Regions from separate parts of the Homo sapiens genome. Here regions 2 and 3 are each linked to region 1. The links are chromatin contacts, found by Hi-C in ENCODE. All regions are on one chromosome and are shown on one strand. The core of a region is the stretch at or near the end of the contact, and the rest is flanking DNA. Distances in the headings are between cores, read along the strand shown. Region 1 holds the start of INSIG1 (insulin induced gene 1). Region 2 holds the start of KMT2C (lysine methyltransferase 2C). Region 3 holds the start of XRCC2 (X-ray repair cross complementing 2).

Region 1 (5,085 bases), core at 1-2,500:
ATCTACGTATCTGGTTGTGTGATCCTCAAGCACTTATGCAAGGTGGAGTGTAAACAATGGCCAAGACCCAAACTGCAATGTTCCCTGAAGTCCAACCTGCTTGGAGTCCTTGGGAACGTGTACAATGGTTAACAGGCTTGAGAGGAGTCAGCTGGGAGAGTGAGAGCGAGACTGCCCTGCAGAGGGGCCGCTGAGGATGGACCCCTGTAGGCCGTCCACACCCACCACGCGTGTCATCCTCAGGAAATGCAACCGGATGCTCGGAATTTCGCCCCTAAAGCGACTCAGGGCAGTCTCAGCTCAGGAAGACTTCTTTTTTTGACCTTCTGGCTTAAAGCCACAACCCCAGGCTGAGGATGCCACATCAACGGCGTTTCCTCGCCACGCTGCAGGCGTGACTCACGTTTCTAAGCCTGCAGGGTCCCCGGGCCAAGCGCGGCTACTGAGAGCACAGCGTCCTCCCTCAGCCCCTGCTCATCTGCACGGAGCAAAGCCGCAGCTTTCTCTGCTGTCAGCGCTTTATACGACTCGGATGTAGGCTCTGAGCGGGCACGGGCCCGCCCTCAGACGGCGACCCGAGGGGCAAACAGGATGGAGGCGCGCTCCCTTGGAGGCTGTGGTCTCGATTTTATCTGCTCCTGGGTGGTGCGGGTGGTTTGCTCTCTAGGCGTGAGCAAAGGCCACAAGGGGCCCGAAAAAATCACCCAAGGATGCAAGCCCGCCATTGCGCTGAGCAGGGGCCTCCCCGCCGCCAGAGCCCGCGCCCCTCCAGGGAGGCCCGCGCGATCGAGACCCGCCGCCTCCCGGCCAGGCGCGGGACACCAGGCGAGGGGAGCCAGGAGCCGGGAGGGGCGGCGCCGGGCCCGCAACCCCACCCTGTCCTGCCTCCGCCTCCTCCCGGCAGGACCGTCCCCTCCCAGGCCCCAGCTCCGCGGCCGCCCACTCGCAGCCGGCCAGTCCCGCTCGGGCCCGCGTGCCCCGCAGCCGCCACGCGCCCCGCAGTCCGTGCCGAGGCTCCCGCCCGAGTGCGCGCGGGCCGGCGGTGGCGTGTGCGCACGTCATATGGGCCGCCGGCCTCCCATTGGTTGCGGCCGCCTCACCAGACCGCGTGCGGACGGGCTCGCGGGCGGGGCGGGGCAAGCTCAGGCCACGCCCCTGGGCGGTGCGCGCGGGCGGTGGGTAGGCCGGGCAGGCTCACGTGATGCGGGCCCCGCGGCCCGCCATATAAACCCGCGCGCCCGCCAGGCGCTGCGGCCGTCCCGGGCCGTGACTCCTCCTTTCCCCCGCCCCGCCTCCGTTCGGAGAGCCGGCGGGCGGGCGCCTCTCGGCCAGGTACGCGGCCGGCTGGGATAGGGGTCGCGGGCGGGCTTTGGTCGCGCAGCAGCCGGTCCTCCCCGGAGGTAGGCGGGCGCGGGCCCTGTTGGGTCTTTGGGACGCGGGTCCCGCTGGGGCCGGGGATGCTGCTCGCTGTGAGCGCGGGTCCCGTCCGCCGCTGGCCCCGGGCGGGCGCACGGGGGTCTAACCTTGGGGGGCGGCGCTGCCGCCTGGCCCGGGTGCCGGGGTTCGCGTCCCGCGGGGCCTTCCTCGCTCTTTGTCTCTTCTGAGTGAACTTGATGACCCCCTTCTTCCAGGAAGCGCCTCTTGGACGCGTGTGACCGATGCCCAGATTGCACGACCACTTCTGGAGCTGCTCCTGTGCGCACAGCGCGAGGCGCCGAGGCCCCCCGCGAGCCAGCGCCGCGGGGCTGGCGGCCAAGGTTGGGGAGATGATCAACGTTTCCGTGTCCGGGCCCTCCCTGCTGGCGGCCCACGGTGCCCCGGACGCTGACCCCGCGCCCAGGGGCCGCAGTGCTGCGATGAGCGGCCCCGAGCCCGGCAGCCCCTACCCCAACACCTGGCATCATCGCCTGTTGCAGAGGAGCCTCGTGCTCTTCTCGGTTGGGGTGGTCCTAGCCCTGGTGCTCAACCTGCTGCAGATCCAGAGGAATGTCACTCTCTTCCCCGAGGAGGTGATCGCCACCATCTTTTCCTCCGCCTGGTGGGTCCCTCCCTGCTGCGGGACAGCAGCTGGTGAGTACCCCTCCTGGTTCTTCTGGAAGTAAAAAGGGTGTCTTTTCGGTTGAAAGTACTTTTCAGCCTATAAGAAACATGCATTTGAAACTGGAACTATCCACAGATTGAAAGTGTGCATCTCCAGTCTTGGGATTTAGAGAAATGAAGGAGGGGTAGAGAGGACCTGGCACCCCCGAGGGCGGGTTCGGGCCACAGCTCTCTGAAGTTTGAGGAAGCACAGTGATGGAGATGAGGCAGGGAGATAATTGGCTGTTCAAGCAGGTGCTGTGCCAAGCTGACTGAGGGCCCTTCCCTCCTGGCGTCCGGGTACAGCCCCAGCTGTCATCCCGCGCCAGCCGCCCCGGATTGGCCGCCTGGGGAACTGGTGAGCAGCGGGACTGAAAGGCCATTGGTCGCGGCAGCAAACATGCTACCCTGCTGGATAACTGAAAACAAACCCGTCACATGGGTTCAGGAGGCGGTTGCCAGGGGAGCAACTTCTCAGCACTTCCTTTTGCCGGGTCGCTGAGTAAACTGTGGTCTGAAGCCAAACCGCCTACACCCTGAACTGTTAGAGCTCTGTAGATTACGTTCTTAAGGAAAAGAGTAACCCCCTTACGGCGTTTAGATTTTCGTACACCCAAGCAGTAGCATAGATGCTGTACAACGTAACACTGAGTCAGTCTGAACTGTGGACACGGGGACTGCTGGGTGTGTGTACTAGACTTTCTTGGCTATCATTGAACCGCTTTTATAGAAATGTTGAGTTGATCTTGGCTCAGCAGATCACTTACTGCTCCTGTAGTCACACAGCATTTGTTTATTTAACGAGCTTGTCGGGTGCTTTCTGCAACCTCAACTCTATAAGCTGTTGAAATGTTAATCCAAAAGTGAGCACCACAAGCCCCTATCCTTAAGCAGCTTAGAGTCTGGTGGGGAAAACAAACCAGTATGTCAGTGACTCCAGTGCAGTGCAGGGAGCATCCTGTTTGCTTTGTGGCTGACGTTTGTCAGCTGACTGCTGACCATAGGCTTCAGATGCTTTGCTGTGTTCATTCCTTACAGCAATACCATGTGTAGCTTCATTTATAGATGTGGCAACTGAATCACAGGTGAAGTCACATCCAAGGGTGCGCAGGTAGAAAGGGGCCAAGCCATCGTTGGTAACTGCTCCTGCTGCCTTGGTAGGTGTGTCTCCTGCACTGTGGAAACACATTGCCTCAGTTGACTCACTGAAAACAGCAAGCAGCAGAGAGGTTTGTAGCAGATTAACAGAGGGCTCCGTGTTGAAGAACTAGGACAGGTGTCTGTAATTATTAAGTAGTGGGTAGAATGTTTTCATATTTGTTCTCGGAGGGACGGGATCCTCTTTCGTTTTTCGAAACACTTTATGTGGCTGTACTAATTGAACATTTTTTGAGAACTATATCTAGATTTAAAATTCCATGTTTCATATACATTTGGCAGAATAGTTTCTTTCCTTTAACCAAAAACTTGATCTTAGAAATGAAATAGTTTAGCCTTCAGTATTTGTAATTGGATCCTCAAGGGTTTCTAGGAATATCTGGACAATTTCTCATACTCTCATATTCTACTTTTTTTTAAACCATCAGCCAAGAGCATAAGTAAAATTTTTCATAGTATGTTTTTTACCTATTTATTTATTAAGCTATAGTGAAGTAAAGTTAATTTGGGGGGTCCATTTTTCAGAACTCCAAAATTAGAACCTGATGAAGTATAATAAATTGAAAACAACATTTTTTATCTGAATGTTTGATGCAAACTGTGTTTCTTGTTTCTCAGTTGAACCTAAAATGTATATTTCTTTCATACTACACTGAGGTGAAACAATTGCAGGGTTCTCAAGAGCCCTGGGACACAGTGACCCTTGTGTCCCAGCATCCAACCCCACGGGCCGGCACCCCACTCCCCCCTACAGACATTCATTCCTGCCTTCATCTTTGCCATTTTACTTCTCTTTTGGAATGCCATTCCTTCCCACCTGTCCAAATTCCAAGTTCGTGTCTATAAAGAATAACTATTCCAGACCACAGTGATCTCTTTCTCTGTGTCCCAGTTACATAATCCTTATAATTTTACACATGAGAAAACAAACATGCAGAGCCACGTCCCATCAGAGGGCAAGCTGGGATTTGAGGCTGAGTTTTCTCTTCTTGGTCTGGTGTTCTTTCCGCAGCTTGAGGCTTGACCATGCGGGAACCAGATGGAGAATAAGCGAAGCCTGTGTGGGGCTGTCTCGCCCCGTACTTGCCCATGTGCATGTGTGCACAGTAGGTGCTCAGTGCCTCGTACAGAACATGCTAGAACCCCCGAAAATCAACTCCAGGGCCACTCTAGGAGCATGTGACCCAGACTGTCAAAGTCACATCAGCAAATATGTATCTCATCACGTGCCCAGCCCCAGTACTGGGTGGTGGCAGGAGTGTCAGAGCTGTGATGTGACAGGGTGTGGACAGATGCTAACCTTTTTATTGTAAGATAGAAATCACACCGGATGAAAAGACAAGGTGAACTACATAGTCATTTAAGTTCTGTGTGCTTTAGGCAAATGTGGATATTAAATATAAGGTTACATATTGCTCATATTAATATGAATAATCCCTGCTTGATTCCTTCCTGTGTTTACTGAGACATGTTCAACTACACTAAATAATAGTGATTTTTAAAAAACTTTTCCAAACAGTACAATTTTGTGGGAGTGGTACTCAAAGAGAACAAGAATATAAAATCACTCTGAAGTTATAGCTGATAATTTTTTCTAGGAAAAGGACTGGTTTGAGTAATGTACTGTGTTACTAATGACCACGTTGAAATTCTGGAACTTGAATCTGCTGTATTCTAACATTGTCAACTTTTTTAAAACAGCTGTTGTTGGCCTACTGTACCCCTGTATCGACAGTCACCTCGGAGAACCCCACAAATTTAAGAGAGAATGGGCCAGTGTCATGCGCTGCATAGCAGTTTTTGTTGGCATTAACCACGCCAGTGCTGTATCCTTAATTTTCTGTGCTA
Region 2 (5,085 bases), core at 728-3,227, 2.9 Mb before region 1:
ATGGGAGGCAATCAAGGTAAAACCCCAATATGGCTTGTCCTGAGTTGCTTTAAAGGATGCAAAAAAAAGTGGCTTACATGTCTAAAAATTACTTAAACCTCCACTTCCTTCTACAAATTTCAGTTAATACAGAATAAGGGCATTTTATACTTGCCACTGTATTACAACGCAAGTGGCATAATAAATAAGTCCTAACTTTGTATCACGAACAAGCTAATGTAATAATGTACACACATCCTGTACTTGCTTCCCTCACGATTATCATAGCTAGGTAACAGCTGGCAATAAAATATGGAGGCAAGTTGAAGGCCCTGAATCATTTTCATAGTAAAAGGACAGCGGGGCAAGAAAAGAGCACATTCAAGTCAAGAGCTCAATGGGTTCCCACAACCCAGCTCTGCTATGCCTCAGTTCACGCTACTATTTTTACTACAAATCACCAAACAACAATACTATTACTAAGTGAATGCACCCGAACCAAAGAAACAGCCTATCCATAAACGTGCTGGCTTCCTTCACGTCCCAGCGCACCCTTCCACTCCCGACAGTTCAATGAGAATATCATCTCACGAAATGAGTAAGCACACACGCCATTCTACAACTTCGAGAGACATTCACAGTTCTTCCACGGCACACGCGAGAGCCACAGAAGCCGAGCAGTTCGCTGGCACTAAAACGGTGTCTTAATTTACAAGCAAAGCCGTCAAATAACCGTTCTGTAAGAAGACATTTCTGGTCCTCTAATAAGCTGGGGTCCAGCCCTACTGTACGCTCAAAGGCAGGCGACCCTATTCCCAAGCCCCTTACAGCTAAGACTTACGAGGGAAGCGACATTTACATCTGCACTCTCTCCGAATAAGTGCTCTTGGTATTCTGCCTTACGAGGGGACGCTGGCTACGTCTCCAAAACTTAGGCAGGCCGTTCCCCGAAGCTGGGGGATCCCACAGGACTTGTGCTTTCGGAGCCCGGGAGTGCGGTGCTGGGTGTTGGGGGAGGGGGGAGGAAGAAGTCAAATGGCTTCCTAATATATCATCAAAAGAAGAAAACACAGGTTTGGGACCAGGAAAAGTTCCAGGAGCAAGTCGCTGACAAACAAAAGCTGCACTCGCCCGGCCGCTTTCTTCTCGCCCCCAGCCCGCGCCCCGAGACCACCTGGCCCGGGCGTTTTGACAGCTCCGAGAGTTTCCCGAGCGCCGACGGCTCGGCGGTTCGCCCGGAGTCCGTCCGGGGACTACCTGGGCGCGCTCCGGGCTTGTTTTCTCAATGATCCAGCTAGGCCAAGACGCGGCTACGAGAAATTTCTCCAAAAGAAGAGTCGCGGAGAAGACCCAGTGAAAAGGCCCGACTGAAAAGTAAAGTGTGCGGAGCCGGGCGCCGGCGGGAGCCCGGGCGGGCGGCGCGGAGCGGGGGAGGCCGGGCGCGGGCGGCTACCGAGGGGCGCGGGGCCGGGGCCGGGAGCCGCCACCGCCCGCGGGCCCGCCCCGCCCCCACCCCGCCGGGGGGCGCCGGGGCGCGGAGGCCGCGGGGCGGGCGCCCGGTGACAGCTCCGGCCCGGCGCCGCCGCTGGCTCCCGGCCTGGCTCCCTCGCACTCAACTTACTTCTTTCTGGCTCTCTGGAAAGGGGAAGCGCCATCTTTGCGAGGCCGGCCCCGAGGTCTTTTGTCTGCGGCTGCGGGGCTCGGGGCCGGGGCTCCAGGCTCCTCGGGGGGTGGTGGCGGCGGCTGCGGCTGCTCCACGCTCTTGTCCTCCTCCGACGACATCCTAGTCACCAGGAAAGACACATGGATCCCGGTCCTCCTCCTGGGGGGCTCCCGCCGCCGCGGCCGCCGCCGCCGCCGCTGCTGCTCGGGTTCCTCCTCCCCGGCTCAGCCTCTCGCATTTCCCGCAGCCCCGGGAGCAGCAGCAGGTACCGGGAGAGGCGGCAACATGGAGCGAGCAGGACACGCACTCACACACATCGGCGCGGGCGCGCGCACCTCCGCGCGCAGGGGCCGGGCGGGGGGCGGCGGGCGGGGCGGGCGGTGCGGGGCGGGCGGGGCCGGCGGGTGCGGGCGGGCGGGGCAGCCGGGCGGGCGGGCGGCGTGAGGGGCGCCGGCCCCCGGGGTCTCCGCCCGCGGCCCCTCCCCCGAGCCGCCCGCGGCAGGAGGAGAAAGGGGCCCGGCGCGGGGAGGGCCGGCCGCGGGGCCCGGCGGGGGCGGCGAGGGGGTCGCGCCCCCGGCCGGCCGCCCCTCCCCCGCGCGTCAGGCCCGTCAGGCCCGGGCGGCGGCGGCGGCGAAGTTTTGACAGCTGCTCCAGTGGCGGCGCTGGGCGCCGGGCCGCGGCTCGCTCCTCACACTCGCTCTCTCACACACGCTCGCTCGCTCTCCCGGAGCAGGGGAGGAGGAAGTTTTGCGGGTGTGCTTGGACCCCACACACACGCCGCGCGACCGTGGCCGTCGCGCGAGGCCCGCGCCGGGGATCCCCCGGGGCGACCCGCACCACAGACCTCTCCAACTCGCAGCCGTCGCGCCCACACACCGCCGCCTCGACGGCCCCCGCCCGCTCCCCCACACTCGGCCCCTCGCCCGCCCCCCGCGCGCCGCCGCTGCCACTCACGGGCCTCGCTCCGCGCATGCGCCGCTCCCGCCGCCCGCGGACGCGCCGCCGCCGCTGACCTCACCGCCCCTCCCCCTCCCCCCCGGGTTCCCTCCCCCTGTGACGCGGCGGCCGGGCCCAGCCGCGACTCCGGCTCCGGCTCCGGCTCCGGCTCGGGAGGTAGCCAAGCTGTGGACCCAGAGATCCGGGATCGGGATCGGGGAACTGCGGGCGAGGGCGGGAGGGAGCCGCGGACACACGCCGAGGCGGCCGCGGTCGCCCGGCGCAGCCCGGCGCGAGGAGCAAATGTGCGCCCGCACGGCGAGGGCAGCCCGGGCTTCGCTGGTTCTCGCCGAGGTCTTTCCTCGTAGCGCCCACACTACGGGGAGGAAAAGGAATGGAGTCAACTTCGTTCGAATCCAACGCCAGTTAGTTTCCTTATTATAACGTCATTTTTTTTAATCCAGAAAAGGTTCATAAGGATGTAAGACGAAAAGAACGATGACAGCTCGAGAAATAAAACGGTTAGAGACAAAATAAGCCAATAAAAACCCAACCACTTGATTTTAACGTTCAGTGTGTTGTGATGAAGAGGCAAAAATCGAAGTACTTCTAAGCCACCTCTCATAATATGTAAAAATGGTAAAAAGAAAAATGGGGCTAGAATCCGCCTGAAAAATGCACTTTCTCAAGAAGGACAGTTACAAATATGGGATTCTGGATTTCTCAGGCTAATACCTAACACTTGGACGATGATCTATTCTGTGCTTTCCATTCACTATCGATTAGTTTATGAGAGTGAAAAAATTCTAGATTTGAATGGGGGGAAATAGTAAGACCTATCAACCATTTGTGAAGGATTGGGGTAAACTATCATTTAATAAGCATCTACTTTGGGCCTAGCGTTAAGAGGCACACTCTCATGTTGATTTCTTTTGATCTTCGCAGTGTAGTTTTAGTGTAAGGTAAAAAAAAATAGGCTCCTTTTCCAGCGATGTTTGCTTTCCCTTCTAGTAGCTAGGATGTTAACTTTAAACTGTGTCTTCTACTTGGGCAAAATACACACACTTTGATTCCCAGAGCCTATTCTAAATGAAAGCATAATTTTTTGAAATGGCTGAAATGAGGAATAACGTCAGATAGTCATTTGAATACCTTCAGGGTTTAATCCCTGCTGGCTCTTTCAAATTTACTAAATTTATAACCAAAGGAAATTTGGGATTGAGGAGGAGGCTGGCATGGTAAATGCAAACTAGAAATTAAAAGTGCCTGACGATTACACATAGAAATACAACATATATGTGACTAGTGATAAACATATGATGTGATCTAGTGAAAGTTTACTCAGTACAAATTTGAAAGCACCCTTTCTTTTTTCATTTTCTTCAGCACATTGTACTTTAAATAAAGTGTGCTTTCAAAACTGGATTATTGATCCAAATATTTAGCTGTGTTCCGTACTGAAATTAGAATAGGCACTTCCACGGTGAGTTTCACATGTACAAAATTATACATCAGGATAATTTACTTCCATACGCTTCTCCAGCACTTCTGAGAACTTAAGTGTCAGTGGATACAAATTGCAAGTCACTCCTGCTGGAGAGTTCACAAGAAACAAAGGGTACTAAGAGCAGAAAAGTGAGCCGAGTGAATGGAAGGGTAGAAACAGAGGTTTGTGCAGGGATGCTTCTGGATAGATGATGATGCAGGTAAGTAAACTCAGCCTGAAATCTCCATTCCTTTGGCCACTATGAGCAGGGAGTTGGGATCTGTTTTAAGAGAGCTGATAGCAGTCTCCTTGGCATGAAGTTATCATGAACAGAGCAAATCAAATATAACCCAGGATGCTGAGGAAGGATTCAAGGAATACTTATTCAACATAAATAAAGGTTTTCCAGAGGTTTTTCCGTCTCAGTCATCCAAATTACACAGCTCTGAGACCACAGTAGCAAAAATCTAGGAGGCAGGGAGCTGAGGTCCTTCAAAATTATGAAAGCAAAAAGGCAGGAGCATCTGGAAACAGTACCAAATACAACAGAAAAATATTAGAATGTGTACTTTCTAATAAGTATACATGTTAAATATGGGATTTTAAATTTAGGTAGATGTGTACTAACCTGTTAACCAATCATCTGCAAAGGGGTGAATTACAAGGGACTTTTACTGTCTAAAATATTTGAATATTTCAAAGCACATGTAGTAATCATCTAATCATATATATATATATATATATGTAGTTTTTAATGGGGAGGGAATGAGCATTGTTATCTTTGACAAAGAAAAACCAACATCTCAGAAAAATATAGGCAAGGAAGATTCTCAAAGCATCTAGCAAACAAGTGACAGTGAATAAAAATTCATAGTCCAATATTCATTCTTACTAATTGAAGGCCTATAACATGTGATTGTCTTTATTTAGAATGCACAGGTTCACTACTAAATGTTGTCTCTCTTGTTTTCCCATAAATTCCTCAGGGCTTTTTAGGAACCAAACTTTCACTGTTATAGAA
Region 3 (5,085 bases), core at 934-3,433, 2.6 Mb before region 1:
CCTCCAAGTAAATTCAAAGTAGATGAATGTGCAAAGAAGCTAGAGTTCAAACAAATTTGGCAGTGGCCACATAGTTCCCAAGACACTTAAAGGGAAAGAGACTGGCTTAACTGGTTTTGTTAATAAAAAGGAAAATAGAGCAGCGCCAATTGCCTAGCTTCCTATTCACCATTCCACCCCACTCCACTCCAGAGTAGTATGAGCTAGGCTTAGGATTGCCACACAGACAAGGCAGGCAAAGGATATGATGTTAAATTCTTTGTTCCATGACTTAACTGTGCTAGACTCTCATTTTTTGGATACAAGGCTTGTTCTGATTGCAAAAATCATCGGACCTTAACCTGGGTTTCAAATAATCATTTAAATATAAGGTTTTGGCCGGGCGCAGTGGCTCACACCTGTAATCCCAGCACTCTGGGAGGCTGAGGCGGATCACCTGAGGTCAGGAGTTCGAAACTAGCCTCGCCAACACGGCGAAACCCTGTCTCTACTAAAAATACAAAAGTTAGCTGGGTGTGGTGGCGTGTGCCTGTAATCCCAGCTACTTGGGAGGCTGAGGCAGGACAATCGCTTGAACCCGGGAGGCGGAAGTTGCAGTGAGCTGAGATGGCACCATTGCACTCCAGCCTGGGCAACAGAGCGAGAGTTCATCTCAAAAAAATATATATTTATATATAAAAAATATGTTTATATGTATTATATACTTTCTATATAATCTATATTATAAATATATTTTTAAATATATATTTATATAATATATTTTTAAATATATATTATATATAAATATATTTTTAAATATATATTATATATAAATATATTTTTAAATATATATATATCTATGGTTTATAACTGTAGCCGTTCTTATACTAAGCAGTGGTTCTACTCTTTAGGAACAGGGATTATCAAACTATGGCCAGCAGGCTAAATCCAAAAAACAAAGCTTTATTGGAACGCTGCCATGTGCCTTTATTTATCTATGACTGCCTTCCCATTAGAACAGCAGAGTTGAGTGGCTGTGACAGAAACGGCATGGCCTGCAAAGCCTAAATATTTACCACATGGCCCTCCACAAAAATGTTTGCTGACTCTTTTGAGATTGCTTCCTCTCTCATCTGCATAAAAGATCCTTCATACCCTGCCCACTGCTCAGCGCTTACTTCCCAACCTATTGTCCCTCACTCCCTTTGTTCCAATTTTACAGAAATACTTGCAGTTATCTAAATTAGCCATGCTCTTGCTTAATTCAGAATCCATGTACTCCCGACTGTCTCCGCTCTGAATGTCATCCTCTCCTTGCCAAACCATTTCAAATGGTCCTTGAAACTTCAGTCATCTCCTCCTGCATCTTCCATGATGCCCGCCCCTCTAATGGACAACAAACTTTTGTGCAATACTGTAATTCTTACAGCAGCCTCCCTTACTAGTTCTTTAATGGCAGAAGTTATGTCTTTTGTTGCTTACTCCTATCCCTTAACACGTAGTTGACACACAGTAAGTGCTGGACACTTGGTTCAATTCTTGAGGGGCATCCACCGGCTTGTGTGGCTCTGGAGCTACCTGGGCTGGAAACGAATACTAGGGGGTGGCGAGGGCCAGCTGCCCTAAGCAGAGACACGTGGGCTACAGGGAGGTGAGGCAACCTCCGCAAACACCACCTGTTCCAGAAAAGCTCCAAATGCTCCAACGGGCGACCCCTCCCCTTTTCTAGCTTTTCTTGCATAGCTTGACATTTCCAACGGTAGTTAATTTGTGAGGGGTTTTTAGACCATAACTCTTGGGAGGAGAGACCTCGTATGTTATATCGATCTGGGCAGGCAGCAAGTCTTCCAAAGAAAGACTTCCTCCACCTCCGCCCGGTCCTCCCACCTCGGAGGACTCCAGGCTGCCCAGGGGCGGACCCCTGGGGCCCAGGTGAGAGGTGGCAGAGGGTGCCAGCATCGCGGGCGTCTAGGCCGAGAGGCCGGTCCCAGCCCGGCCAGGCCGCGCCGCCCCAAGCCTCCCAATCCCCCGGGTTCCCTCGGCTCCCCTCGCCCACCGGCGGCCTTGTTCCCATCTCCCTCACTCCCAACCCGGCGGCTCTCACCTCGGTCCCAGACTCAGCCCTATGGAAGGCACTACACATCGCCCCGAAGGCTCGGCGCAGGAGAGACTCAACTTTCCCGCCACCAACGCCATTCACCAACTGCGCAGACTCTACGGCCAGTCAAACCCGCCCACCCGCGCGCGTGCGCACTGCGCCAGGCCGCGGCCGGGGAGGCGGGAGCATGCGCAATAGGGTGTGCGGGCCTCCCCGCCCCGCCCCCAGTTCCTGTGACGTCAGACTTCCGCGTCCCCCGCGGCGCTCTCCCGCGTCCCCTTGGAGATCGCTCCGGGGTGGCGGGGACAGCTGGTGCTTTTCTTGTCTGTTGTAAACTTTGGTTCGTTATTATTATATTAGGTAAAGCTGGTCTTATGTATTAATTTGTTTAACCATTAAAAATAATTGTATTGCACAAGCAGGCCCCTTTGTCCGTTCTCGGGTTAAAAGCCTCTGGCTGTGTGTGCGATTCATGGTTAATTCTGGAAAAAAAGAGAAAAGTATACTGTATTTAAAAGAATTTTTAAAATATACCGAGCCTGTGGATTTATCAAGTTGCTTTTTGAGGTAGGCAGGAGGATCACTGGAAGTCGGGAGTTCGAGACCAGCCTGGCCAAAATGGTGAAACCCCGTCTACAGTAAAAATACAAAAATTAGCCAGGTGTGGTGGCGCATGCCTGTAATCCCAGCTACTCAGGGAGGCTGAGGCAGGAGAATCGCTTGAACCAGGGAGGCAGAGGTTGCAGTGAGCCGAGATCGCGCCATCACACCTGAGCGGCAGAGCGAGACTCTGTCTCAAAAAAAAAAAAAGACAAAAATTTGGATATAGTAGCATTGGCCATTATTATCAAGATGACAAAATGTTTTCTGGAATGAAAAAGTTTCATGCAAAGATATACTTTTCACCCACCTAGTTTAGTTTTCAAAAACGCTAGGAAAGAGCATATACCAATGAAGTATTTCTCATGGGTAATATTAAAGTTGCTCATTTTGTAAATTGGAATGGTTTTGGTTCCAAGTCACAGAAAACCCAACTCTTACGTCCTGAAACAAATGGGCTTTACCGGGTGACATCACTAGAAGTCCAAAGGTAAGACAGGCTTCAAGGTTAGTTTAATTGAGAGGCTTGATGAGGCAAACAAGTACCTCATTTCTTTTTACCTCAGATTCATGTTTTCTACCTTGGCCTCTTCTCTACGTAGGGCTGCGGGCCCGTATCTGAAACATTAACAACCATCAGGAATGAGGTTGGTCTGGTTAGCTTAGGCCTGAATCGTGTGCCCCACTTACTTTTCTTTTTTTCTTTTTTTTTTTTTTTTTGGAGACGGAGTCTCATTGCACTCTCGCCCAGGCTGGAGTGCAGTGGTACCATCTCGGCTCACTGCAACCTCTGCCTCCCGGGTTCAAGTGATTCTTCTGCCTCAGCCTCCCAAGTATCTGGGACTACAGGCACGTGCCACCACGCCAGGCTAATTTTTGTATTTTTAGTAGAGATGGGGTTTCACCATATTGGCCAGGCTGATCTCGAACTCCTGACCTTGTGATCTGCCTGCCTCGGCCTCCCAAAGTGCTGGGATTACAGGCGTGAGCCACCGCGCCTGGCCCTGTGTGCCCCACTTCTATCCGGAGTAGAGACATATTTTTTCAAAGCACACAGGCCTTGTGGAAAGGTGTGGAGAACAGTAAATGACAACAATAACAACAAATTGTGAATCATTAACAAGAGGAGTGGGAGTGGATGCTTGGGAGGCCACCTCTACCGTCTTTTTTTTTTCTTTTTTCCCTTTCCTATGGTGCTGAACCACCTATATCTTCATTACACCCTCTGTAATGAGGATATGTGTATACCAAACCACATGTGTAGGTCAACCCCCTCGTCCAATTCCACACACTTCTATACAAAGTAAATATTTCCTCACATAGTAAATCAATATTTGAGAAAGGAGACTTTACAATTAAATAGCTGCTCTAGGCTAAATTAGTTTTTCAGTCTCCACACTGTTCCTAATGAAGAAGACATGTCAGCTGAACTAGTTTAGTCCATTAAGTGCACACCTGTTCGTGTGAGTGCAACATGGTTTTGAAATCACTTCAGTTTTAATGCTCCGGAAACATCACTTCTCGTTTAAAAGGATACTTGAAGCGCTCTCACAAACTGCTGGTAGGCATGAAAACATACGGTCTTTTTGGAAAGGAATTTGGCAATATCTTTTTTTTTTTTTTTTTAATTAATAGAGATGGGGTTTCGCCATGTTGCCTAGGCTGGTTTACAACTCCTGGGCTCAAGTGATCCTCCTGCCTCCTAAAGTGCTGGGATTACAGGCATGAGCCACTGCACCTGGCCGATTTTGGCACTATCTAACAAAATGACGCATTTATTAACTTTTTCACTCAGCAATCCTACTTCTAAGAATTTAGCTTGAAGTCATACTTCCAACATTGCAAAAACGTGTATGCAAAAAAAGCATATTGCAGCATGGTTTGTAATTGCAAAATCTTGGAAATGGCCTAAATGTTTATACATAGGAGAGTGGTTGAAAACAATACGGCACTGCCACAAAATGGAGCACTATGCAGCTGCAACAAAGAATGGCCAAGATCTCTATGCATCTGTAAGGAATGATTTCCAGGATATAGTGTTAAGTGAAAAAGGCAAAGAGGAAGGGGTGTCTACAGTTTGCTAGCTTTCTTGTAACAAGGGAGGGGAAAGAAAAAGATACACATGTCTCTGCTCATTTGGGTAAAAAGAAACACAGGAAGAATACATGAGAAGCAAAGAGGATTCTTTATCTACGGAGGGTAGATAAAAATAGGTTGGAAAAAATGGAGGATGAAAATAGGGTAAAAGAGATGGGGTGAGGGACACTTCCCTATGTGTAACTTTTTTTGATAGCTCCAATTTTTTTTTTCTTTTTTTTCTGAGACAGAGTCTTGTTCTGTCACCCAGGCTGGAGTGCAATGGCAGAATCCTGGCTCACTGCAACCTCTGTCTCTGGGTTCAAGTGATT

What was found. Hi-C counts contacts between places; a loop is a spot of excess contacts on that map. Pooled maps may share reads with other maps.
Region 2: a loop to region 1 is called in a map of naive thymus-derived CD4-positive, alpha-beta T cell, with 16 times the contacts of the local background. The contact joins the promoter of KMT2C here to the promoter of INSIG1 in region 1. A Hi-C loop is called at or near these places in 1 of 168 maps with a recorded cell type or tissue (naive thymus-derived CD4-positive, alpha-beta T cell), 3 of 37 single-sample maps with no recorded cell type and 10 of 50 pooled maps.
Region 3: a loop to region 1 is called in a map of CD8-positive, alpha-beta T cell, with 31 times the contacts of the local background. The contact joins the promoter of XRCC2 here to the promoter of INSIG1 in region 1. A Hi-C loop is called at or near these places in 3 of 168 maps with a recorded cell type or tissue (B cell, CD8-positive, alpha-beta T cell and naive thymus-derived CD4-positive, alpha-beta T cell), 4 of 37 single-sample maps with no recorded cell type and 14 of 50 pooled maps.

What each region holds. Positions count from the first base shown.
Region 1 is chr7:155,296,628-155,301,712 of GRCh38, forward strand. INSIG1 (insulin induced gene 1) reads left to right here and starts at 1,251. Exons shown (of 6, transcript NM_005542.6): 1 at 1,251-1,332; 2 at 1,632-2,070; 3 at 4,939-5,063. The coding sequence starts at 1,659. INSIG1-DT (INSIG1 divergent transcript) reads right to left here and starts at 2,353. Exons shown (of 2, transcript NR_183448.1): 1 at 1,524-2,353. RefSeq lists enhancers at 247-296, 2,707-2,776 and a silencer at 757-1,586.
Region 2 is chr7:152,434,026-152,439,110 of GRCh38, forward strand. It overlaps KMT2C (lysine methyltransferase 2C), which reads right to left and starts at 1,978. Exons shown (of 59, transcript NM_170606.3): 1 at 1,601-1,978. The coding sequence starts at 1,761. It also overlaps the pseudogene FABP5P3. RefSeq lists enhancers at 45-94, 405-474, 945-994, 1,035-1,264 and silencers at 1,745-1,804, 2,185-2,234, 2,325-2,614, 2,655-2,994.
Region 3 is chr7:152,673,958-152,679,042 of GRCh38, forward strand. XRCC2 (X-ray repair cross complementing 2) reads right to left here and starts at 2,184. Exons shown (of 3, transcript NM_005431.2): 1 at 2,084-2,184. The coding sequence starts at 2,122. RefSeq lists silencers at 1,571-1,660, 1,961-2,430 and an enhancer at 1,661-2,505.